Regions from separate parts of the Mus musculus genome. Here regions 1 and 3 are each linked to region 2. The links are chromatin loops, found by intact Hi-C in ENCODE. Cell type or tissue: heart. All regions are shown on one strand. Region 1 overlaps Gm30771 (a long non-coding RNA gene). Region 2 holds the start of Pop4 (processing of precursor 4, ribonuclease P/MRP family, (S. cerevisiae)). Region 3 has its middle 43 kb from the start of Gm30483.

What was found. Peaks named below come from ENCODE experiments on the same cell type or tissue, not always from the same donor. Only the 100,000 strongest peaks of a DNase experiment are listed, where the experiment ranks them.
Region 1: a loop joins it to region 2, with 2.2 times the contacts of the local background. A loop is called at or near these places in 3 of 42 quality-filtered maps.
Region 3: it touches region 2 in a loop (5-fold over the local background); 6 of 42 quality-filtered maps call a loop at or near these places.

Annotation. Positions count from the first base shown.
Region 1 is chr7:38,082,231-38,090,230 of GRCm38, reverse strand. The region is part of intron 3 of Gm30771 (a long non-coding RNA gene); the gene reads right to left. Among named protein-coding and RNA genes, the nearest start is that of Ccne1, 21 kb to the left of the region's middle. In heart, a CTCF peak has its summit at 4,082 (motif pointing right); DNase peaks (open chromatin) are centred at 4,220 and 5,160; H3K4me3 peaks cover 2,080 bases; H3K27ac peaks cover 2,471 bases.
Region 2 is chr7:38,269,434-38,277,433 of GRCm38, reverse strand. It overlaps Pop4 (processing of precursor 4, ribonuclease P/MRP family, (S. cerevisiae)), which reads left to right and starts at 6,086. Exons shown (of 7, transcript NM_025390.4): 1 at 6,086-6,287. The coding sequence starts at 6,281. In heart, a CTCF peak has its summit at 3,794; a DNase peak (open chromatin) is centred at 6,043; H3K4me3 peaks cover 2,277 bases; H3K27ac peaks cover 1,441 bases.
Region 3 is chr7:37,366,803-37,374,802 of GRCm38, reverse strand. It overlaps a transcript of Zfp536 not described here. Among named protein-coding and RNA genes, the nearest start is that of Gm30483, 43 kb to the right of the region's middle. In heart, a CTCF peak has its summit at 4,936 (motif pointing left); a DNase peak (open chromatin) is centred at 772.

The DNA of each region.
Region 1 (8,000 bases), 190 kb after region 2:
ACGTTTCACCCAGGGCTGGCTTTGTTCTTCCTGGACTGGACCCTATACCGCACTGCAGGAAAACGCCTCCCCTACTTCCACCCCCACCTCCCCCCTTAGCTTCCTCATTCTGTCTCATGATGAAAGACCAAATGCATCTGAGAAGATGAGCTTGCAGGGTTAGGGATGAGGTGTGGCATCAGAGGCTTGCTTTTAGATCCCAGAGTGACTCACTCCCTGAGAAGGGTGCACTTCAACATGGTCCAAGGCAGCTGGAAGGGCACCCCATCTGCAGGATGAGATAGATGCAGGCATCAAGAAGGATTCATGCAAGCACAAAAGAAGGGTGGGTAGGGCTTATCAGTTATATTTCTTTTTTTGTTTTGTTTTTTGTTTTTGTTTTTTTGTTTTTCGAGACAGGGTTTCTCTGTGTAGTCCTTGAACTCACTTTGTAGACCAGGCTGGCCTCGAACTCAGAAATCTGCCTGCCTCTGCCTCCCAAGTGCTGGGATTAAAGGAGTGTGCCACCACGCCCGGCTTATATTTCTTTTATGCTCCTATCAATGGTACTTCAGTCATCTACTGTGAACGTACCCACTTGATGCTAGTAATTTGTCTTTTTGTTTTGATTAGGAAAAAAAACTCTGTCTGCCCAGCTAGTCAGCACCAGAGACTGTGAGGCCGTGGAAGCTCTTATCTATACATTCACTCTGCCATGATTGTGCCGGAGGAGTGAAGGCAGCAGTCTTGCCTGACCTTAACCTCCTCCTCACCTTCCTCCATCTTGCTCCTCTTTAATCCCATGTGGAGGGAGGCTCTCGGACTTTGGGATCTAACCTGGCCTCCCAGAGCAACTGCAGAGTCTCTCTCTCTCTCTCTCTCTCTCTCTCTCTCTCTCTCCCTCTCCCTCTGTGTGTGTGTGTGTGTGTGTGTCTGAAAATATCATTCAGGACTGAAGATCTTTGTGTGTCTCTAATACTATTCCTCATTAAAAGACTTTATGTAGACCAGGCTGTCCTTGAACTCACAGCAATCTGCTTGACTCTGCTTCCTGGGAGCTAGAATTAAAGGCATGGATCACCACACTCAGCAAGGGCTCCTTATTAAAGAAGAGGGAAAGGTAAGCAAGAGGGAGGGGAGGACAAGGGGGACAGAAGAGGATAGTGATGGGAGGTAACGGGGGTGGGGGGAGTCAAAAGGAAGGAGAGTGGGAGGGGGGAAGGAGGAAAGAGACCACGCCTTGGTCCTTGCTGTTATTATACTGAATTTAGTTGGCTACCTATCATTGCCCTCTCACCCCAGGCTCATGGAAGACTTTCTAAACTTGCCTGTGATTCTCTCTTTTCCTGCTGAGCGGAGCCCCAGGAGGATGTGGCTGGCCATCCAGGGCAGGGGAGAGGCCTCAAGGAAGCATCTATCCAGTGTCTAGTAACAAGTGACTGTTCTTAAGTGAATATAAACTTCATCAGCATAGGGTGGGGATGGGGTTGGGGTACAAGTGCCAGGCAGTAGGCAGCCATCAAATTAGGGCCCTGCTGAGTCTGATGACATAGCTTGTAGTCCCAGGTCCTCAGGAGGCTATGGCAGGAAGATTCAAAGTTCAGGGACAGCCCCGGTAGCTTGAGTCTCAAAATAGAAAGTGAAAAGAGGGAGGTGATTCTAACTCGTAGACTGCACTTGCCTAGTATGTAGGAGGTCCTTGGTTCAATTCCTTGTAACACATACACACACACACACACACACACACACACACACACACACACACACACACACAATGGGAGAGAGGGACAGAAGAAGGGGGGAAGCAAGACCCATAGGGGTCCGATGAGTCCAAGTCCTCAGCAGCAAATTCATGGGCATAGTTGGGAAGGATCATGATGCTATTGTGGGCTTCAGAATTGTTCCCACTCCATCTCTGCTATTGCCACCCTGTTCCCTCCACTGGACTGGTGATCCCAGCCTTCTGAGCCTTTGCTGAAAGGACTGTGGCTGCGGTAGGCTGGGCTGGTGGAAGGTCCCACGTGCACAGCTGCTGGACCCTGGCATGTGCTGATGCTATTAAAAACAAAATACCAGCACTGCCATCCCAGCTCCTGGAGAAAGTCTCTGCATGACAGCCTGCGAAGTAAGCTTGTATTTGAATTTCATCTGCAACCCTGTTGCCTCCAGACAAACTCAAACCTGCACAGATGGCCCCTCGCACCAAAAAGTAAAAATAACAAAAAGCTGGCGATTCCGAGCCTCCCTTTTTCTCTGGGCAGATGTGCAGCAGCACATTTTGGGAGGCGCACCGTCTGTATCCCCACGCTGCATCCTCTCCCCTCCTGTGTGTTCACACTTCCCACCCTCTGGCTTGCTGGTGGGTAGCAGCTGTGGGTAGCCCTTTGGATGGGCTTGTACAAGTGCCTAGAGTGTCTGAGCCTTTGTGTGGAAATTGGGATCTAGAGGGGGAAAGTTAAGAGTTGAAAACACCTCATCTGTTCTCTACTACCCAAGGTTGGTCATGGTATCTATGAGAGGGCTCAAGGGAGAGCAGAATGGGTAAGTGGGTCAGGAGACCAACAGAAGTGGAGAAGGAAGGGCCATGTGCACTAGTGCACAAGAGCAGGAGGCTAACACCAAGTCCCAGCTAGCCTTGGGAGACCAGTGGATCGTTCACTTTTCCTTAGCTGAGGACAGAGATTCTAAGCCCTAGGGTTATAGTTAAGAGCTGGAGAAAAGCCCAGAGAGCATCTCTCAAGGTCACCATGGGTCAAGAGATGGCCAAAAGTCAGAGCAGGCAAAAGCCCTACACACCATGGGAGACTCAAGTCTGGTGGGCCACGTGACCTGAAGCCCCACATTTCATTCAGAAGTGGTAGCTAAGGTTTTGGGTCCCCTAAAAAGTCAGAGGAGATTAAATTAGAGTAACAACGGTCAGAAGAAGTAAGAAGTTTATGAATCCAGAGACATAGCCAAGCCACAATGCTATCTAGTTTCAGGAAGGGCTCCATCTGGGTGTTCAGAGGCGTCCATCTTGCCCAGCTTGGCTTGGTTCTGTGCTGACTTCATTCTCCACTTGCTATTTTCCAGTATCTTTTAGGCTGACATTCCTGCCGGCCAGAACTTCCCTCTCAGAGTATCAAGCTGAATGAATGGTCCTTAATCACAGTGGTCAAGGAATGTGGAGCTAGGGCAGGACAGGCATGTGGCATGAATCAGTCCCTGGGGCAGAACTCATCATCGGAACTACCTGACACCACAGAAGCAGGGGGTGGGGGTGGGGGTGGGGGTTGAGGTGGGGGGTGGGGGTTGAAGGGAGGGAGGGGGCGGCTGTCAGTGGTCTGGCAAAAGCAGCAGATACAGAAATAGCACAGAACCTGGTTAAGGCCTGAACAACAACAGAGGTGAGCTGCTGAACAGCGGCATCCTGCATTTCACAGCAGGACTCTAGCTGTAACTGGGAAGCCATGGTCACCCACTCCCCAGAAGTTGCTAGCTCCATTACGCAGTTTCAGTGACTGGCTTGGAGAAGCAGGCCTACCCCCATAGCCTCGGGGTTGGGCACAACTCAGCAGGGTTCTGTTAATTCTTCCTTTCCGCTGTGTCCTAGGGCTCCCAGTGTTTTGGCTTCCATATACCTTTTCCTCAACTTCACTCAGAGTAAAGAGGCAGTCCGAAGGAGGGTCTTCCCTAGCCAAAACTCCAAATTCTCTACAGAAAGCCTTTGTGCACCACGGAGCAAACCACACGGAGTGAGCCCAAAACCCCATGGCTGTTCTGGGAAGCACGGGCACAACACACGTGGTTGAATGTGCAAGGGCACTAGTTAGAGGGCATGGGGAGATTAAAAACAAAAGCATCATCTCAGAGGGACATATTGAGGCTGGAATGTTGGTAAATGAATCTGGAGAAACTGAACAAAACGGAGGCTCAGCAATTTGCCCAAGGTCAGACACTGAGCCTGGCTTCAGGGCCTACAGCTACATTGAGCTGCCTCGGAGCCTTAGCCTTAGATTAATGGAATGTCCCATTAACAAGCTCCTGAACCCTCAAACCCAAAATTGGGAGGGGCCCAGGTATGGGTTTTCAGGGCCGCAGGACCTAGCCGCTTAAGCCTGAAGAGGGCGCGCATTCCTCTCCGGGACTGCTGGCAGCTCAGCCTTTCTGCCTGGAGCACGCTTCCTACCAGTCCCAAGCACTCGGGTCCCCCCTTTTAGGCCTCCTCGGGCCCGCCAGTCCGGGATGACAGCTTGGCTGGGCCCCACGCCTGGACTGCGCCCGGTACGGCGCCTCCCCCCGGTCACGCGGCACAGATGGGAGAGGAGGAGGACGAGGAGGAGAGGAAAGGAGGCCCTTTGGGGCAGAAGGGTAGGAACCCGCTGCACTGGGCGTCGCCTCTGAAAGGGGCTCTGTGCGGCTCGGGGAGAAGAAAGGGGCAAAGAAATGGAGGAGGAGCTGTGTAAGGAGCAGTGATGCAGGCTCAGGTGTCCGGACCCCACCGCAGTGTTCCAGCCACACCCAGACGGAAACCATGGTCGACGGTTTGGCCTGCGCCCGTCTCTAGACTGCTAGCTGGGGGAGCAGGCACCCCTGTCACCTCATTGTGCACGGAGCAATAGGCCTCGCCATGTTAGCCAGACCAAATGTAGCCCTTAGGGCAAGGGCAGAACGTAGGAGTCGGAGCCCAGAACCTCTTGCCACGCAAGCCACAAAGCAAGGCCCAGGAGCCCTGCTGTCCAGGGCAGATCTTGGTGGCGCCACTTTCCAGCCACGTGGCTTGGAGCAAGTTTCTTTACTTCATCTGTGAAATGGGAGAGCGCGCACGTAGTGGGGTTATTATGTAGGGGGGTTTCGTCCCCTAGGGCTGGGCCTGCCTTGGTCACAGCTCTCACCAATGCAGCGGGATAAAGAAACTGAAGTTGGGGACAGAACCAGGCCGCCCCAGTCCCGCGCCGCCCAAGACCTCCATGCGCGCGCGCGCGCGCACCTTACCCGCCTCCTCCTTCGGAACCCGCAGCCCCGCCCTTCTGGCTCAGGCTGAGCTCCACGTGCGGCGTGTTTACACACGTGACTCCAGGGCCCGCCCACCCAGCCTCCGCCTCCGATCCGACCCCGCCCCTGTCCCCGCCCCATGTCCTCTGCGGCTGCGCGGCGTCGAGCTAACGCAAAGCGCCTCTGTAACAGAGCCAAAGCGTAGGTGGATCTCTGGGTAGGCGGGACTTTGGGCCTCCTCGTGGCTTCCTCGCGCACCGCGAGGGGGGCGGGACTGGACGGTCACGGGCGGGGCCAAGTGTGAGCGCAGGCTCTAGGCAGGGCGTCGCGTGGGCGGGGCTGAAGAGAGCTGGGCGGTGGCGCTGGGGTCCGGCGCATGCGCAGGCACACCAAGCTGTACAGCTTTCAGACCTGCTTTCGCCACGTTCCTAGTCCTGCCCCTGTGTAGGCTGAACCAGGTAGAACTAAGAAGGACACATTGACGCCCACATTTCACTGCGTTTTGGGCAAAGACGGGCTCTCCAGGATTCTCTTCCCTTGCCCTCCTGCTATTTCTCCCTTTCTTCTGGATTGGTTCGGTGCAGGCCTGTTGTGGCATCCTGTTTGTCTTTGATACCTTACCAGTCATACCATTGAAGCTCATTACACCTTCTCTTTTTCCTCTCTCCCTCTCTTCCATCTCTCTCCTCCGTTACTTCCCACCCTCTTCTTTCTCTCTCATACTAGGGATTGAACCTAGCCCTGAAGCGAACTGTCCTTGTACCGTACCGCCACCCCACTGGGTCCAAAGAATTTCAGCACCTACATGATGACACAAGTGGAAAATTGCTTCAGTACCGTGCCTGCCTGCCTGCTGCCATTTTTACTTTTTCTTTTTAGAAACCAAGTTTGCCCAGGCCTGCCTTGAAGTCTCTTCGTAGACCCAGGCTAGCCCTGAAGTACCTCTGTTAGGCCCAGGCTGGCCTAGAATTTGTGATCCTTCTGCCTCAGCGTCCCAAATAGCTGATATTTACAGTCAAACCCAGCTTCCGTAAACCCTAAGCAGACTCCGAGATCGTGCTTTATCCCTCACCACTAGCAGACTTCCTCCTAGATGTATCACAAACCCTTTTAAGCCAACATATATGGAGTGAGCCCCTTTTTTCTCTGAACTTTGTGTCACACCCCATTTCTGCAGTGCTTAGCACTGCAATCCACCTTCTCAGGAGGTTAGGCCTCAGACAAAGACAATTAGTCTTGATGACTGAAATTTAAATGCCTTGTAATCTCCCTTCCTAACCAGGGAGCATTCGGGAAACAGAGGTGGCCAGATCTCTAAATTCAAGGCCAGCCTGGTCTACAGAGCTTGTTCCAGGACATCCAGGGCTACACTGAGAATTCTTGTCTTGAGGGGGAAAAGAAAGGATCTCCCCTCCCTTCATTGTCTGCTACACTCATGTCTGTGACTCCAAAAGAGCCTCACACTGTATCTGTTTGGATTTTTAGAAGATCTGCCATCCTGTTTGTCTTTCCTCAAGTCTAGCTAACATTTCTAAATGATTGCATTAATTATCTGTAGGGAGAAATCCAAACCTCTTCATTAAAAGAAAGACAGGAAAAAAGACAAAGGTGTCTTTGGCTCTCCCTCTTGGTTCCAAGACCACCAAAATTATCAAAACTGAGGATACTAAACCTTTACAGAGGATAATGTAGTATCTGCTTATAACCTGTATATAGCGCTCTGTGTCTCTAGAGTATCATACTTAATGCCATAATATATATTATATATTATGCTCTATTGTCTAGGGAAAAACATAATTTGGAATTTTCTATGGAAATTTTCTATGGGATGGTGTGTATGGTATGTATACACCTGCGTGTTCCCATGCAGGTGTGTGTGTGTGTGTTTATGTAGCTGTGTATGCAAGTACTGGTTTGTGTGTATGCTCCTGTGCAGATGTAGATGTGTTTATATGCAACTGAATATGCAGATGGAGGTGTGTTTGTTCACTTTTGTGTGCAGGTGTGTGTGTGTGTGTGTGTGTGTGTGTGTGTGTGTGTTTCAGAGGACTATTTCCTGTGGTGTTCCTCAGGACAGAGTGACTCACTTGCCTAGAAGTTGCCAAGTAGGCTAGTGTGGCTGCCAGCAAGCTCTAGAAATCCTATCTCAGCTCTGAAACAGTGTGTGCAAACTTGGACCCCTGTGTCTGGCTACTGCTTACTTATTTATTTTAAAATGTGGGTTCTGAAGTGCAAACTTAGGTCTTCACTCTTGCAAGGCAAGCCCTTTACTGATGAACTGACAGACTCATCTATCTATCTATCTATCTATCTATCTATCTATCTATCTATCTATCTATCTATCATGCACTCAATTCTCTCATAGAATCAAAGGTTGCTACATCAAATTAGTAGCTGGCTAATCTCCACCCAGCACAGGTCCACATTAAAAAAAAATCAGAAACATTTCTGGCCCGAAGCATTTCAGATAAGGAATATTCATCCTATTGTAATTGCTTTTAAATCTTGATGACTGGCTCTGAAGACAGAGCTCAGTGGTTATCACCACTTGCTCTTGAGGGCTGGAGGTTGGTGTACATGGTGCTCACAATAGTCTGTAACTTCAGTTCCAGGAGATCTGGACCTCTTCTGGACTCCTCTAGCAACCCCCCCCCAACACACATAATTTTAAAAAAGATTTATTTTATGTATATGAATGCTCTATCTACATGTACACCTGCATGCCAGAAGAGGGCATCAAATCTCAGTATAAATGGTTGTGAGCTACTATGTGGTTGTTGGGAATTGAACTCAGGGCCTCAGGAAGATCAGCCAATGCTGTTAACCGATGAGCCATCTCTCTAGCCCCACATGATGTTTTTAAAATAGCAATAGGGTCTGGAGAAATGGCTCAGTAGTGAAGATCACTGGCTGCTCTTGCAAAGGTCCTGGGTTCAATCTCCTGCAGCTCACAACCATCCTTTTTTTGTTTGTTTTTTTGTTTCTCTTTCTATTCTATTCTTCCCCACCCCACCCCACTCCCACCCCCGAGACAAGGTCTCACTATG
Region 2 (8,000 bases):
CTCGCTCAGTTATGGAACCCATGGTTTGAATCTGCAAAGTCTCCCAGAGGCTGCTGTTTTGAACAACTGTTCCCTAGCTGGTGGTGCTATTTGAGAATACTATGGACACTTTAGGAAGTGTCCTCCCTGACAGAAGTGGATAATTAGGAGTGGCCTTTTAGGTTATAGTCCAGACATGGTTCTCCCCATTCTGTTTTTCCTGGTCAGCCATGATATGAGCACCCACTGCCATACCCCAAGCTACCACCAACTCAACTCAGCGGTGCCTGCCTGCTGCTATACACTGCAGATCTCTGAACACCAGCAATGTTCCTCACTTGTCTCTGCCAGGTATGGTGTCTCAGCAGCAAGAGAAAAACTAAGGGGCTGGCAAAATGGTTCAGTGGCTGTGCGTGCTAGTTTTGTATCAACTTGAAACAAGCTGAAGTCATCTGAGAGCAGAGAGTCTCAACTGAGTAAATGCCTCCAGAAGATCCAACTGAAGGAAAACCTGCAGGGCATTTTCTTAATTAGTGATTGATATAGGAGGGCCCAGTCCATTTTAGATGGTCCAGTCCCTGGGCAGGTGGACCTAGGGTCTATAAGAAAACAGGCTGAACTTGGCTGGAGAGATGGCTCAGCAGTTAAGAGCACTGGCTGCTCTTCCAGAGATCCTGAGCTAAGATCTCAGCCACATGGTGGCTCACAACAATCTGTAATGGGATCTGATGCCCTCTTCTGGTATGTCTGAAGAGACTGACAGTGTACCTCATATACATAAAATAAACACATCTTTTTTAAAAAGCACTCAAATATAAAAAATATATAAATAACTCTTTTAATAAGAATAGAAAATGGGCTAGGAAAGCAGTGGTCTCTGCATCAGCTCTTGCCTCCAGATTCCTTCCCAGTTTGAGTCCCTGCATTGGCTTCCTTGCATAAACTGTGACTCAGGATACTTAAGAGTAATAAATCCCTTTCTCCCTATGTTGTGTTTGGTCATGGTGTTTCATCACAGCACAGAAACCTTAACTAAAACAGTGGGTAAATGTGCTTGCCCCCAGGCCTGACTACAAGGGTTCAGTATCAGGGACACACATGGTAAAGGGAGAGAACTTGCACAAATGTAGCAACATGTTAGATCTAGAAGCATACTCCTACTGACTGGAGTGGGCATGCATGTGTAAATGCTGGCACACACATGCTACAGCATGAGTCTAGAGGTCCAAGGTCAACTCTCTAAAGTCAGCCCTTCTCTGTCACGGTGGAACGAGGTGATGAAATTCAGGTGGTCAGATTTGGGTGGCAAACACTATTACCTGCTGAGCCATCTCACCAAATGCTATTTCAAGTTTTCCATAGTTGAGTTGCTGGAAATAGGTGGAGTCACCACTGTGTCATTGAACTTCAAATTCTCACAGAACTTTCACAGATTGACTCATAGAAAAATACATGCATTTCATGATGTGAGGTTTACTGCTGACTGCTATAAAAAGAAAAAAAAATTAAGGTGTCATTGTCCTCAAAAAGTTTTTTTAAAATAAGCAAAACAAATTTTCCCACTCATTTATAAAAACTTTCAATGTATTTGCATATTTTTTTCTATACAGATTTGAGTTCATTTACTAATGTTTTTATAACCATCCTATAAATTGTGACTACCTAACCTGCAAGGGGACCCCACTCTTACATAAAAACACCTCACCTGAGAATATTCTTTAAAACATTTTGTTCCCTTATCTGCCTGATTTTATAATTGGATTGCTTGGTTTGTTAGTGTCTAATTTCTTGAGTTCTTTACATATTTTGGATATACATATATATGATGCATATAGATATATTCCTCTCTCGTATATTGGGTTGGTGAAGATCTCTTCCCATTCTGTAGGCTTCTCAACAACGGAATTTCTTTTTTTTTTAAGATTTATTTATTATTATATGTAAGTACACTGTAGCTGTCTTTAGACACACCAGAAGAGGGCATCAGATATCATTATGGATGGTTGTGAGCCACCATGTGGTTGCTGGGATTTGAACTCAGAATCTTTGGAAAAGCAGTCAGTGCTCTTAACCACTGAGCCATGTCACCAGCCCAACTAAGAAATCTCTAATGGCCAAGAAGCACTTAAAGAAACTTTCAATGTCCTTAGTCATCTAGCTGCAAATCAAAATCACTGTGACTCAAGTGACAACACATGCTGTCGAGGATGTAGAACAAAGGGGACACTCATCCATTGCTGGTGAGAGTGAAAACTAGCACAAACACTTGGGAAATCAATTTGGTGGTTTCTCAGTAAATTGGGAATCCAATTTACTTCTTCTAACCTCAAGACCCAACTATACTACTCCTGGGCACATACCCAAAAGATGCTCCACTATACCACAGGGACACTTGCTCACCTATGCTCATAGCAACTTTATTCATAATATACAGACACTGAGAATGACCTAGATGTCCCTCAAATGAAGAATGAATAGAGAAAATGTGGTACACTTACAAAATGAAATACTACTCAGCTATTAAAAACAAAGACATCATGAAAGTTGCAGGTAAATGGATGGAACTAGAAACTACCATCCTGAGTGAGGTAACCCAGAGCCAGAAAGATACACATGGTATGTACTCACGTGTGAACATTAGCCATAAAATACAGGATAATCATGCTAAAATCCACAGAAACAGAGAAACTTGGAAATAAGAAGGACCCAAGGGAGGATGTGGAGTCTCATTCAAAAGTGGAATTAAAATAGAATTCAGATGTGGATAGAGGGAGGAGATTCGGTAGGAGGGGAGTGTGCAGGGGAACAGGGATGGGGATAAGATATGGGAATGGGGCAGGAGAAGGCCAGGAGAGAGAACAGATATAGATGGGGGACATCTGCACGAGTAGCCGGAGACATGGCATACCACTGAGATATAGGGAGACTGAAGTGGCCACATCCTGTAGCCAGGCAGGACTCCTAGTGGAGGGAGGGGGACTGCAATCCAATCACAAAACCTTGAACCCAAAATTTGTACTACCTACAAGATGTGCAGGGATAAAGATGGAGCAGAGAATGAGGGAATGGCCAGCCATTGGCTGGCTCCACCTGAGACCCATTCCATGGGAGAAAGCCAACCCCTGACATTATTAATGATACTCTGCTATGCTTGTGGACAGGAACCTAGCATAACTGCTTCCTAAGAGACTTCATTCATCAGTGGATGAAAACAGATGTAGAAACCCACAGCCAAACATCAGGCAGAGCTTAGGGAGTCTTGTGGGAAAGTTGTGAATGAGCTTGAGCAAGCTGGAGGGGTCAAGGACACCACAAAAATACCAACAGAGTTAACTAACCTAGGCCCATGGGGACTGACAGAGACTAAACCAACAAAAGAACACACAGGGGCTGGATGTAGGCCCCCTACACATTTGTAGCAGTTGTGCAGCTTGGTCTTCATATGGGTCCCCTAGCAACTGGAGTGGAGGCTGTCTCTGAATCTGATGCCTGCCACTGGACGTACCCACCCCCCCCCCACCCCCCATCCCTTAGCTGGATTGCCTGGCTGGGCCTTAGTGGGAGAGAATACACTTAGTCCTGCTGTGGCTTGATGTCCCAGGGCAGGCAGGGGAGGGGGTGGGGAGGGGCTTTGCCTCTGCTGAGAGGCAGGGTAATGGGGGAGGGATATATGGGGGTGGGACTGGGAAGGGAGAGGGGGAGCAGCAGACAGGATGTAAAGTGAATAACTAAATAAATGAAAAAAGTGATATGATTTTTAAAAAAATAGATTCTGGGAACTGGGAAGATGTTCAGGTATCAAGAGCGCTTGTTGCATTTCCAAAGGTTCCAGCTCCCACACTAGGTGGCTCCAAACTACCAATAGCTTCGGGTCCAATGGAGTTCTCTTCTGACCTCTATGGATAGTTCATTACACACACACAAACAGGAGGGGGGGGGAGAGAAGGGGGAGAGAGGAAGAGGTACTTTTTAAGAAATCTCTTTTAAAAAAAAATATAGATTCTTGGGGCTGGAAGGACTTGGCTGGAAGAGCACCTGCTACTCTCCCAGAGGACCTGTGTTCTATCTCCCAGCACCCACTTGGCAGTTCACACCTGTCTGTAACTCCCCTTCCAGGTCTTCTTGACACCTCACATTGACATAACTGCAGGCAAAATACCAATGAACATAAACTAAAAATTTTAAAATACAGAGATTCTGGGCACCCTTCTGCTAGGTAACTCTGAATTTTTGAAACCCTTCACTTGTCTGCTTATTCAGACAAGGTCTCCATGTGTATGCTAAGAGGGCCTCAACCTCTCTATCCTCCAGCCCCAGCCTGCTGACTGTGCACTCTTGTGATAAACTTAATTGACCAAATAAATCAGCACACACTTCATTTGCTCCGTCCATCACTGTCAACTACTCTCTCCAGTACTTTACAATCATAAACAACAATCACAAAAACTCTAGTAGGTATCTTTTTTCATACGGTTTTCTGAGGATGACAAAGTTAGAATCTCTCCTTCTTAAAAAGAAAAAATAGTAAGCATGCCATCTGTGGTGTCACTGTTACTCTGAAAAAAAATAAAAAATTAAAAAAAAAAACCACATCCTACTGTAATCTGAGAATCACAGGGAACAGTGACATATACCCAAAGCTATGCTAGATATTTGAAAGGGTCCATTAAAAGACTCCTAATAACTGGTCTAGAGAAAAGGCTAGCCTGGGCCTTTGTGTCCCAGATCTTTGAGAATCACTTTTGTCTTTTATCATAATGACAGACACTAATGTTCCAAGTCTGAAGAATGCCTTCTAGACTGGATATAATAAGATAGACTATAAATTCCAATGCTCCAGAAGGCCAGGCAGGAATGTTGCACTTTCAAGCTCAGCCTAGACCACAAAGCAAGTGTCTGGGACACTGTCTTCAGTGAAAAAGAATCAATTTTTTAAAAGAGCAAACATTTTGAGACCAATGGGGTAAGATGCAATGAGCACAGGAAAGAAAGGAAGGGAGGGAGGGAGGGAGGGAGGGAGGGAGGGAGGGAGAGAGAGAGAGAGAGAGAGAGAGAGAGAGAGAGAGAGAGAGAGAGAGAGAGAGAGAGAAGAAAGAGAAGAAAGAAAGAAAGAAAGAAAGAAAGAAAGAAAGAAAGAAAGAAAGAAAGAAAGAGAGAGAGAAGAAGAAGAAGATAGGTGCCTTTTAGACATGTAAAACGTTTAACTAAGGAACCCCATGTAAAACGTTTAATTAAGGAACCCCAGTACACCCAAGGCAGCACCTGATAACCAGAACCCAGTTACATCACTCAAGACAACTAGACACAGTCCTAGAACCCCATGACACCCAGTGGACAGTGTATTAGTGGGCACCAAGAGCAATGCTCTGCTCTGCACAACTGAAGAGAAGCCACCTTCATCTGCCCTGCGGCTGGAGAGTAATCTGACACTCCAATCAAAAACTTCTGTTGGAGACTGGACCTGACCTTCAGCTAAGATAAGTCACACAGGAGGGTAGCCTTGGGGAGATAGGCTTAGGTAGTTAGGAATTTAGGGGGTGAACCTATGAAATGACCGTTTGCATAATAAAATGTAACTTTTGTTATACTAGCTACACTAACTACACGTCTCTACCTTCTTGCATCCGATAGCAAATAAACCTACTCTTTTTCTTTACTAATAGGAAAAAGACCTTTGAACGAGGTCATAAAAGTATTTAGTAGCAGAAACAGGACTAAATACCCCCGGCCACCAGTACAAAATATGACTAGTATTCTCGGGAGTAAATTCTAGATTACCCAGGGCAACACTGTAAGCCTCTTGCTTAAAAAAAAAAAAAAAGGAATCCCACAGTCGTTACCGCCGATATCCCCGGCCAACTTGTGCCCTCCCTCGTCCCCAATCTCCCTCGCGTCCTCTCTATGGCAGCTTGCTCTCGCTACATTTCATTAATCCTGACCCCCCAACACGACTACTCCAGTTACAGACACTTGCATACTGAACACCACAGCAGACCCGCAAAATCCGCTCCTCTCTCAACCACAGAGCCTGTGCCAGTGACGGACGCACACAGATGCCGTCGCGTCAATGACGTCAGAGAGGCGCCCGATCCGAAATCTGGTCGCCATCCCCTGACGCAGGGTGGAGCAAGTCCGTGCACTTTGTTAATTGTCTCTTGGGCTTATCGGATTTTTCCAGTGGAATTTTAAACAAAAAAGCAGCGTCCCGGCGGGAGAAAGCCGCTGAACAAAGCGAAGAAAGGAAAGGAATGAGTGAGGCCTGAAGGAGACATCGCCAGAGAGCTCCGGAAGCTGGCCGACAATGAAGGGTAAGTGGGATGAGGGACGCGGAGCGGGGCCGGGGTGGGAATATAGAACCTCGGAACTAGAAGTTGGCTTGGGAAATGAATCAGGGATACCTGTCTCAACAGAGTCCTAAGGCAACTTCCAGGGAATTACCTTAGTACACAAAAGAAATGGAGGCCCGGAGTCTGAATCCGCCGTCTCAGTCTCTTAGCTAGGAATAAATGTCAGGATCGAGTTTGTGTGCTCTCCTCAGGGGCCTCTCGGGGGAACTAGAAGAGATGGGTCCAAGTTCTTGACCGGACCTAGCTACTACCTTCCCGTATAACTTCTGTCAAGGACCTGCACCCCTCTGCCACCTGGTTTTCACCCTTGCCCCTGTAAAAAGCTGCTGAGGGGCAGTATCGTACACCTAAGGCTTTGGAATTTGAGCCGAAAAGAGCTGTGCCCAGAAGGGCAGCCAAGCACTGGGGCAGTACTAGAGGAGAGAGGTAAAGATATTGCCTCTGATTTGGTGATTCATGCCCTTTTTGTCTGAGAACAAGTTTCTTAGCGTGTCTCAGCTACCACTTTATTATGTGCATAACAAAGAAGAGCTACTGTTAAAAATTGCTTAGAAAGATTAATGACATTAAGATAATATATATGCACACTCACTCAACCAACCGCTTGACAAGCTGTGAGTGTCCCACACCTACTGCATGTTGCAGAAAGACTTTCAACTTTGATGCGAGGCATCTGGGGTAAATAAAACAAAGTTCTTCCTGGGATTCCAGCCCCTGCATGTTTATCACAATAAAGTTCAATCTTGATCCATTGTTCAAGAGAGAGCTAGATTCTGTATATAAAACTTGTGGTACCTTGGTTTGTTTGCTTGGGTCAAGCATATACTCAGGGAGACAGAGATGGATTGTTTGTTTGTTTGTTTGTTTCTTATTGTTGCTGTTGGGATAAAGTCAGCTATGTACTCCTGACTAGCCTGGAGCTCACCGTGTGAACCAGCTCGGCCTCTACCTCTCAAGTAATGGGATGGATCAACCATGTGTGCCGCCACACCCAGCTCAGAAGTGCAGTGTATAGGGTGTAGTGTGAACTGCACTTTCTGGTCATGGGCCCTTCCTTTTCCCATTTACTCCTGTAGTCTCTGCCCCAGTGCCACCATGATGATTGCCTCCAAACAAATAAGAAACAGGATTGTGGAGGTTTAAAGAGGTTTCATCATCATGAAGATAGTATGTAGAGTTTGGAAAAAGACTATTGTATTTTATCTGGTCAGGATACATTATAGATTTTAAAGTGTGAAAAATCTGTTTTAAGCCTCTCTTAGTAGTCAGCAAAATGTAGTGTTTCAACCATATACAGCCTACCCGTTAATATCTCCTCTCTTTTAGTGTCTAGACTTACTAGACTTACTGGGCCACTGCCCAAGTATAATTATACCTCCTGGGTGTTTAAAATCAGATCAACTCTAAATGTGACCCAGCGAGGAATTTTTTTGGACATGCTGAGTCTGGAGTAGGAACCAAAACCCTCCGTTTTAATAAGATCCCAGCGATTCTTTAAGCCTTGAGGAGTTCTTATTTTGTTTTGTTTTTTTTGTTTGTTTGTTTTGTTTTGTTTTTTGTTTTTTTCGAGACAGGGTTTTCTCTGTATAGCTCTGGCTGTCCTGGAACTCACTTTGTAGACCAGGCTGGCCTCGAACTCAGAAATCCTCCTGCCTCTGCCTCCCAAGTGCTGGG
Region 3 (8,000 bases), 900 kb after region 2:
TTTAGATGAGGAACATTAAGATTCAATATTAACCATTTTCCCCCCTTTGGGCAAAATTAGTCATCACTTGATATTTTTTAAAGCAGTATTTTATTATTATTATTTTATTTTTACTTTTTATTTTTGCTACACTGAGATGTGTCCAAAAATCTTCAAAGTTATGTGGCAGAGTGAACAGGAGACAGCAGCAGCCCGTTTTTAGCTGTCAGGGGACAATGGGTTTGGAAATATGGATTCTTTCTCTTTTAGCTCTCAAGTCTTCTGTTAAATACCCCAGACCAAGGGACAGGGCAAAGGTTAGGGTAGTTTGAAAATGGTTTCCGGTTTTGTGCTGCCTCTATTAGGCACACACGCTGGCGTTTTAATTGTTACTCTGTACTACTTTAACCTGAATTATTTAAGTATATTTGCCTTAATAATCTTACCCCCCCCCCAAAAAAAAAACCCACCAAGACAAAGGAATTGTAGATTAGAGACTTTTTATTTTCAGGGCAAAATGATACGGATAAGTGAACATCAACTGACCAGAAATTATTTGCTTCTGTCTGTTAGACACGTAATGGAGTCATTTAACTAGTCAAATTAGGAGCCGCAGAAAGCACCATGCTTCATTACTGAGTTCGAATGGGCACCATTTTACATTTACGTCAAAAATTATCTCATAGCAAATTAATGTTTTCATTGTGCCGAAAAGCTGGAGCTATGCAGTATTAGCACCACCTAGAGGCTGCTTGGAGAACTGCTGGGGAGGGAGGCAGCTCATGCCAGGGCCAGATCAGGTTATTGGCAGCCTGGATTAGGCACAGCCCGTACATGGCGAGGGAGCGAGGAGGTAGGACAGTTTTCCCGATCTCGGGGTGATGCTCTCTGCTCCAAAATATTCTCAGTCTTTGATACTCACTCAAGTCCTGTACGTAGTTCTACTTAAGATTGTAAATTATTTTGTGTGTTTGGATGTTTTGCCTGTCTGTGTGTGTATCACATGCGTGCCTTTCCATTCCAACATGCAGGGGCTCTGAAAGAGAGCAGAGAATCCCCTGTTGCTGGAGTTACAGATCATTATGAACTGCCGTGTGGGTGCTAGGAACCACACCCAGGTCCTCTGTAAAAGCAGACATGCTCTACACACTGAGCCATCTCTCCAACCCTCATGCCTGTACTTCTTATTTCTCTCATACTACACATGAGCTCTTTTTCCTTCCCAAGACTTACGCTGTATGCAGACATCAGATGTAAGCCAAAGCAGTGTTTCTAACATAAATAAGAGTCCTGTCTGCCATGGCTTTACCAAAGTGACATCATTATAACCTATCTTTTGTTAGTGTCAAAATTTTCCCTGTCTGGGAAGAGACACCATAAGATATTCTTTCCTTTAAAGCCACATAGAACCAGCTCAGCTCCCATCCAAACAGGTTAGGAAGGTTCCTGGGCACCCCAGGAGTGCTGGCTTCTGCTTAGCGTGGAGAGAAATAATTTAGAATAAAATGGCAAGCCCTTCCCAATAAAAATATTTATGAAAATGATATGAAAGCAGTCGGTGGCTCTGGGAGAGCATGGAGCATACTCTCGGAGCAGAAGCAGAGAGAAGAATCGAAGCATATAAATAGCATTGAGGACTGGAGAATATTTCTAGACAATATTGATGTCTAAAATATATGTGAATGACTGCGTAATGATCAAGGCAGACATAATTCAAAGTACAGTCGGGAGCTGGCCTCCAACTCCCAGCCTTCAATTCTCCAGCAGACATCTGTTTGCTGAGAAAACCTCCCTAACAGCTGCTCCACGGGAAGGGGACAGAGCCCAGGGCAAGATGCAGAGCTGACAGGTTCAGGAGGTTCCTAGGTGCAGAACTAACTAGTGACCCCTCTCCCACTCTCCAGGGTGCACAGAGCCATTCTGTTTGTAGATTGGGCGGAGGGAGGAAGCGGTTCTGAGAACCAGGGGAGCAAAGATCTCCCTGGGGAGTCTCGTCAGGGTGCCCAGGCTACAACATCTCCAGGGCAGGCCCATCACATCACCAGAGGCTCTGGTCTCCTCTGTCTTTATCCACCAAGCTACCTCTCTCCTGGTCTTTAAATTTTCCTCATGCACCAAGTAGGAACTGAGGATTCTTTCAGAGGGAATTGCAGGATCCCCACCACCACCACCACCACTGCAGTCCCCCTCCCCTGAGCAAAACATAGTACGAGTATGTCCAAGCAAACGACAGACATCTATGTTGATCCTAACAGTCTCGGTGTTTAACTAACTTGCAGGAGACGATCCAGAAAATGTTCTCAATTCTCTAGCTTCAGCAAAGATGCAGTCTAAGGTTTTAAAGACAAGATCTCCTTCTTTTGAAAAATAAACAGCTGTGGACCCACAGGTGAGCCAGCCAGAGCCATGTTTGTTTGCCACACTCAAGCTGGCCAGAGTCTCCTTTACTAAGTACATTATTTTAAATCTGTGCTTCAAAAGTTCAAGAATTCCACAATGACCAGGAGACCTCAGATAGGGTAATGAGAGATGAACCAGGGAGGCCAGTATCTGAGAGTCTCTCTCTCTCTCTCTCTCTCTCTCTCTGTGTGTGTGTGTGGGGGGGGGGTTCAAACAGATACAACAATATTAAAAGCAAGCTACAAGCACTGTGGTCTTCTCTTCCCCTTTAAAATGCGAGGGAGGGTGGGACTCCTTTTTAAACCTCTTCTCATGAATCTTGCCTGCCACAGTGTCTCAGAATTCATGTTATGTTTACCAAGGCCAGGCCGGAGGATCGGATAATTTATAACCATCCCTATTGGGTTTTATGTAATAACTTTGAAACTCGTATAAAGTAATGATCCACAAACTCTTTTAATGTTCATTATAAAATATGAAATATTCCTCAGAACCATCGCAATTATGTGACCAGACATAACTGTTTCACACATGAGTAAATATAGGGAGGTTTAACATAACTTTATTATCTCCGTGTCTTTCCTTCACACTGATGTGATAATGCTGTTTTAATATTTTTTTTTCTAAAGAAAAGTTAAGTAATTTTAGAATCTCTACCGAGGCCCGCTTTATTGGCTTTTGTAATAGAACTCTCAAATCTAATTGTATTTATGCACAGACTGACACTGGTAAGTGCCAGGAATGGAGGGAAATGCCCCCTGGAATGGTGTCCTCCATAATTACTATGGAGAGCAGGGTCTCTGCTGGCAAGGCCTGGGGGACTGGGGAGTCCGACCCGGAAGCAAAACTGCAGAGTATGTCCACTCTCTCCTGCATCCTTCTGCCTCTAACACTGTTTGTTGATGTTCAATAAAGGAGCAAGTGAGCCTGGATAGGATAGGGGCTCTGGACAACTTAACTTTTCCTTCCTCATCATGAGGATCCTATCTGCCTCCTGCTTCCTCTGCGCCTGGGGCTCAACCTTTTGTTTCCTGAAGAAATTTCTTTCCTCGGGATGCTACTGATTTAGTTAGAATTGGGTACCTTTGCTCTGGGGGGGGGGGGGTTGGCCTTCCTCCTCGAAAGGTTTAGGGATGGAAAATCTCCTTCAGGGAGGAAGTCTGCAGGAACCATCATTCTGGGAAACCAGTTTGTGTCTCTTCTCTGATCCGGGTTGAGTGAGCTCTTAACTGAACAGTCTCTTTCGGGCTTAGGCAAGCACCAGCCTTATACAAGTGTTTGCCAAGCCTAGCGTGCACACGAGTCTCTGGATCTTACAAAACACAGGCGCCCTCGGTAGGGCTGGGAAGAGCCCAAGCTTCCTTGGTTCACGTTGCCTTCCGAGTCCTGCCCAGGTTTGCTGTCCATAAACCTTAGCTACAGCTTCTCCTTGCTGCTCCTCCGTATGAGGTGGGAAAAGCTGAGCGAAGCCCCTCCAAGGCTCCAAGAGGACACCAGGAGCCCACCGGTGGCCTGCTGGCTGCCTTCGGCACACAGATGTGTTTCCTTTGGCCCATGCCATATTTACACTTTTGTTTTCAATTAGTTGCAAACAGCCTGAAGTGTTGTGTTCTTTAACTTATATATCCAGGTTTCTGTGTCTTCTGGGAGAAAAAAAAAAGAAAACATGGAATGCCCTGGACAGAGGAAAGAATTCACCAAGAGATGTTATCCCGAGGAGATGGCTCTCTCTTGCCTAGGCCCCTTCACACTGAAGTGTTCTGCCCAGCCTGAATCCAGCCTCAGATGGCAGTGTGCTGCCCCCCAAAGCCTCCAGTAGGCTTGGTTCCCAGAGCTCTTGTAGTGCCAGGGACCTTCAGAAGTGGCTGGTTCTCGTGGACTCCACCTTCATCAAAGGGTTAATGCATTCATGAGTTTAGAGAATTTGATGTCCTCACTGGGAAGTGATAGAAACTAGGAAGTGAAGCCAAACTGGAGGAAATGGGTCAAAGGGTCAAGAGGGTCGTGGACCCGGTCTCCTTCATTGCTCTTACCTGTAGTAGTTTTAGCAGTTTCCTCTGCCACACATGTTGGTCACACCTCTCAAGGCTAGAGCATTGGAGCCAGCCGGTCACCCACCAAGACCTCTAAAACCGAGAGCCAAAAGAATTCTTTCCTCATTAGGGTTATTTTTTTTCCCCTCAGAAATATGCTGCAATGACAGAGACTAACACAAACAAGGGACTGACAGCCAAAGGAGGTTTCCCTAAGCCCACACACACAGGTGTGCAGAGGCTGTGCCTCTGAGGCTACCTGCTATGGGCTTCTACAAAGTCCTCTGCTGGGGCAACTTTCACTCAACCCCACTCCAGGGCTCTCTCTAGTGCTTTAATTCTGCCTTCAGGCACTTTGGTCTCTCTGTGTGAGCTCTTCCTCCCGCTTGCTCTCTAGCTCCCATAAGCAGGCCACTAGAGAAGGTGAACTTCCCAGCTAATTAAAGGCCTGACAACCTTCCCTCCCTGAGGCCTTGCTTGGAATCAGCAGGCTTGGCGGGGAGGCTCCCTGCTGCCTCCTGGTGGCTGGTGAGAGCCTATCAAGAGTGTCTACGCCACTGAGACCACAAGGGTCGTGCCCTTTACCTGGGAGTGTGTACAGTTTGGACTGTCCTCAAATATGGAATGTTCATTGTGTTAGAAAAAAAAAGTATGGCCACCTTTTCCCACAGCCTCTGTCCACTTTCATTTGTACCTTATCAGTTGCTTCTGGAAACCAATGGACTGAACTGGGTTCAACGTAGGGGAGGAAAAGCCAGCTTTAGCACGGTGGTTGCTCAGGGGGGAATAGGAGGAACAAATAGAATGATGGATGCTCTGTATCACATACTTCCCCCATGGCTGTCCCTGATCTCATGGTGGGATTAAGGTGGAGCTATAGGAGCATCTTGTTTCCTGGACAATGGGTATCTTGGCATCTGCTTTAACAAGGAGAATGCCCATGTCATGGGAAGGGCACAGGGACTAAAGAGCTGACAGAAGCTCAGTTTATAGTGTCTGGGGTCTAGGAGTTCAGACCTCCAAATGAAAGCCATTGGCAGCTGCCAAAAGCAGGGCCTATTGAGCCCCAAGCTTATGCCTCTGATGCAGGTGTCTGCCCTGCAGAACTGGACCAAGACTGTGCGTAGAGACTCAATATTTATCCTGAGCAGAATTCAGGATAAGGTTTTAAAAATGGCGTGTATGGATGCTGATTAGGGGCAGGGCCTTCTTGCCACCATGATCAATAGTGGGCAAATGACAGTGGCCTTAGGAACCTGGCATGCCCCTGCAGTGAAGCAGTTGTTCCAGGAGCGCATCTGGGTGTCAGAAGGCTTACACATGGCAACTGGCATGGCCTTCATCCACATTTGGTTGTTGGTCGGATAGATCTTGTATCATTGAAACCTCTATTCCATCAAGTCTGCCTTGATTCTCTCTCAGAAGAGACTTTGAAACAATATGGGGGGTGTGAGCACCCTGGGGACTTGTAGAGATAGACTTTAAATGCATCTGAGATAGCAGGATAGACACGAGGCTCAGGCGTGGAAAGTCTTGATCTGCGGCTGACGCTGCAGAGGGATGCCTGTGTCACGAAGCTGCTCACCTCAATCAATGGACCAACCTACTGATGAGGTCGTGGTTGAACAGGATTTTAGGAGGTGGGGACTGGCTCAAAGAAGTAACGACTTGGGAATCTTTCGAAAGGTTCATCTTGCCCTGGTCAGCTCCGGTGTGACCCTGCTCACCGGCCACCATGACATAAGTGGCTTCCTCTGCCATGTAGGCCTAGCTGAGATTATGCCTCACCTGGGCCCTTAGCAACAGGGGACAATCAAGGTCAGAGCCGCAGGAAACCTTAAACCCGAATAAATCTTTCTCCCTTCAAGCCGTTTAGAGCAGACACTTTGTCACAGCGATGAGAAAGTGCCCGACATGGTCACATATCTAGTCGTCTCCCCCGGAGAGAAGGGTTACTCTTTAATATGTCCCGTGGATACTGGATACCTTCAACTGATAGACACCAAGATGTTCTTATACACCCACACCCACGATAAAGCCTGACTTATAAATCAGGTCCAAGAAGAGACTGGCAGCAAAAATCCAGTACGAGAAGAGATGATTATAATAATGATCGCAGTAGAAGCTACTTAGGACGTATGAACTGATTTCTTGCTGGGATTTTATACTTGGCCTTTGCAGGCTGGAGCAGTCAGCAGAGGGTAAAGGAAAGTTTGGAGGGGAAAAGGCACTGGGGAAGGTCTTGCTCCCCCTTTGCTTACTATGAAAGATTTGATCCTCCTGCCTCAACCTCCGACGTATTTGCGCGGGCACGTGGGGTGTGGGGTGGGGTGGGGTGGGAAATTCTCATAGGATTGTCAGCTGGTAACAAGCAGTTTCTTTTCTCTTAATCGTCTTCTCCAAGAGTTCTGCCTCTCGTGACAGGTGAATATTGATGAGGGAATCCATATTACATATGTAGTTAAAAAATAAAAACCAAACCGTGTGAGGAACAGGTGTGAGGAAAACCCAGCGTGCTGGCAAGGCCCAGAGGACAGGCCGCCCCGGCATAGGGAAGAACTGAACTGACTCAGGGGAGCCCAGGCTTCCTCTGGCTGGAGCGAGTCCCTCCAGAGAGACAGGATGTGTCCTGCCAGGTACACTGCTCTCCGAGGCGCAGGAAGATGATGTCACCGGAAGGGACGAGAAAGGAGGAAAGCTAGAGAGCCCAGAGGCAGCCGGGGACCCCCCAAACGAAAGGAGTTGATGGAAAACAACAACGCTCTAGCCTTACATGTTGGTCCACCCCTGTCATCCCAGCTCCGTGAGGCCGAGGGAAGGAGGATCATGAGTCTGAGATTAGCCCTGAGCTACAAGAATGCCACGCTTGTTTCAAATCCATCTAAACCCAACACCCAACACCAGGAAGTATTCGTCAGTTTCACTTGGAGGAGAAGACCTGGCAGGGGGGGACCCGTGCCTGTCACCCATCCATCTGATCAGTGCCAGCCCCAGTGTCTCAGCAAGGAGGGCATGGGAAGGAGTCAGGAGACAGATCTGGGTCTATGGAGCTGCAAGTAGGTGGAGCTAGAGTGACTTAGAGCCCCACCCAGAGGCTCTTCGCTAGTGCTACCCTCAATATTAACCAAAGACACCACTGCGCAGTCTTCAGGGTTGGTAACTACTTTAAAGGCAAACAATGCCGGAGCTTTCTAAGAGGAACTCCGTCCTCTCCTAGTGGGCCTCCTGAAACCGTCCTCATAAAAACATATGACAACACAGCACTGCCAGACTGTTTTCTCACAAAAGAAAATAAATTTACTTGTGTCTTCTTTTAAATTACCCGGAGACAATATTAAAGCTCAGGGAGTGGGTGCTTTTGGTCAGCCCCTTTGCTGAAGCACTCTGGGTCTTCCTGGTACAAGGCGGTCAGGGAACACATTGTCCACTGACTCCCCCTGTCTTGTTGCCTGTCAGTACTATGGTGTGGACAAGGGGGACTAACCCCAGTACCCATCCTTTCTTCTCAAAGGCTCCTGAACATGGGGATAGTCACACACTTATGGGAGGTGTCCTTAGACCCACTTAACTAAGAGCCCCTGCAAGAAG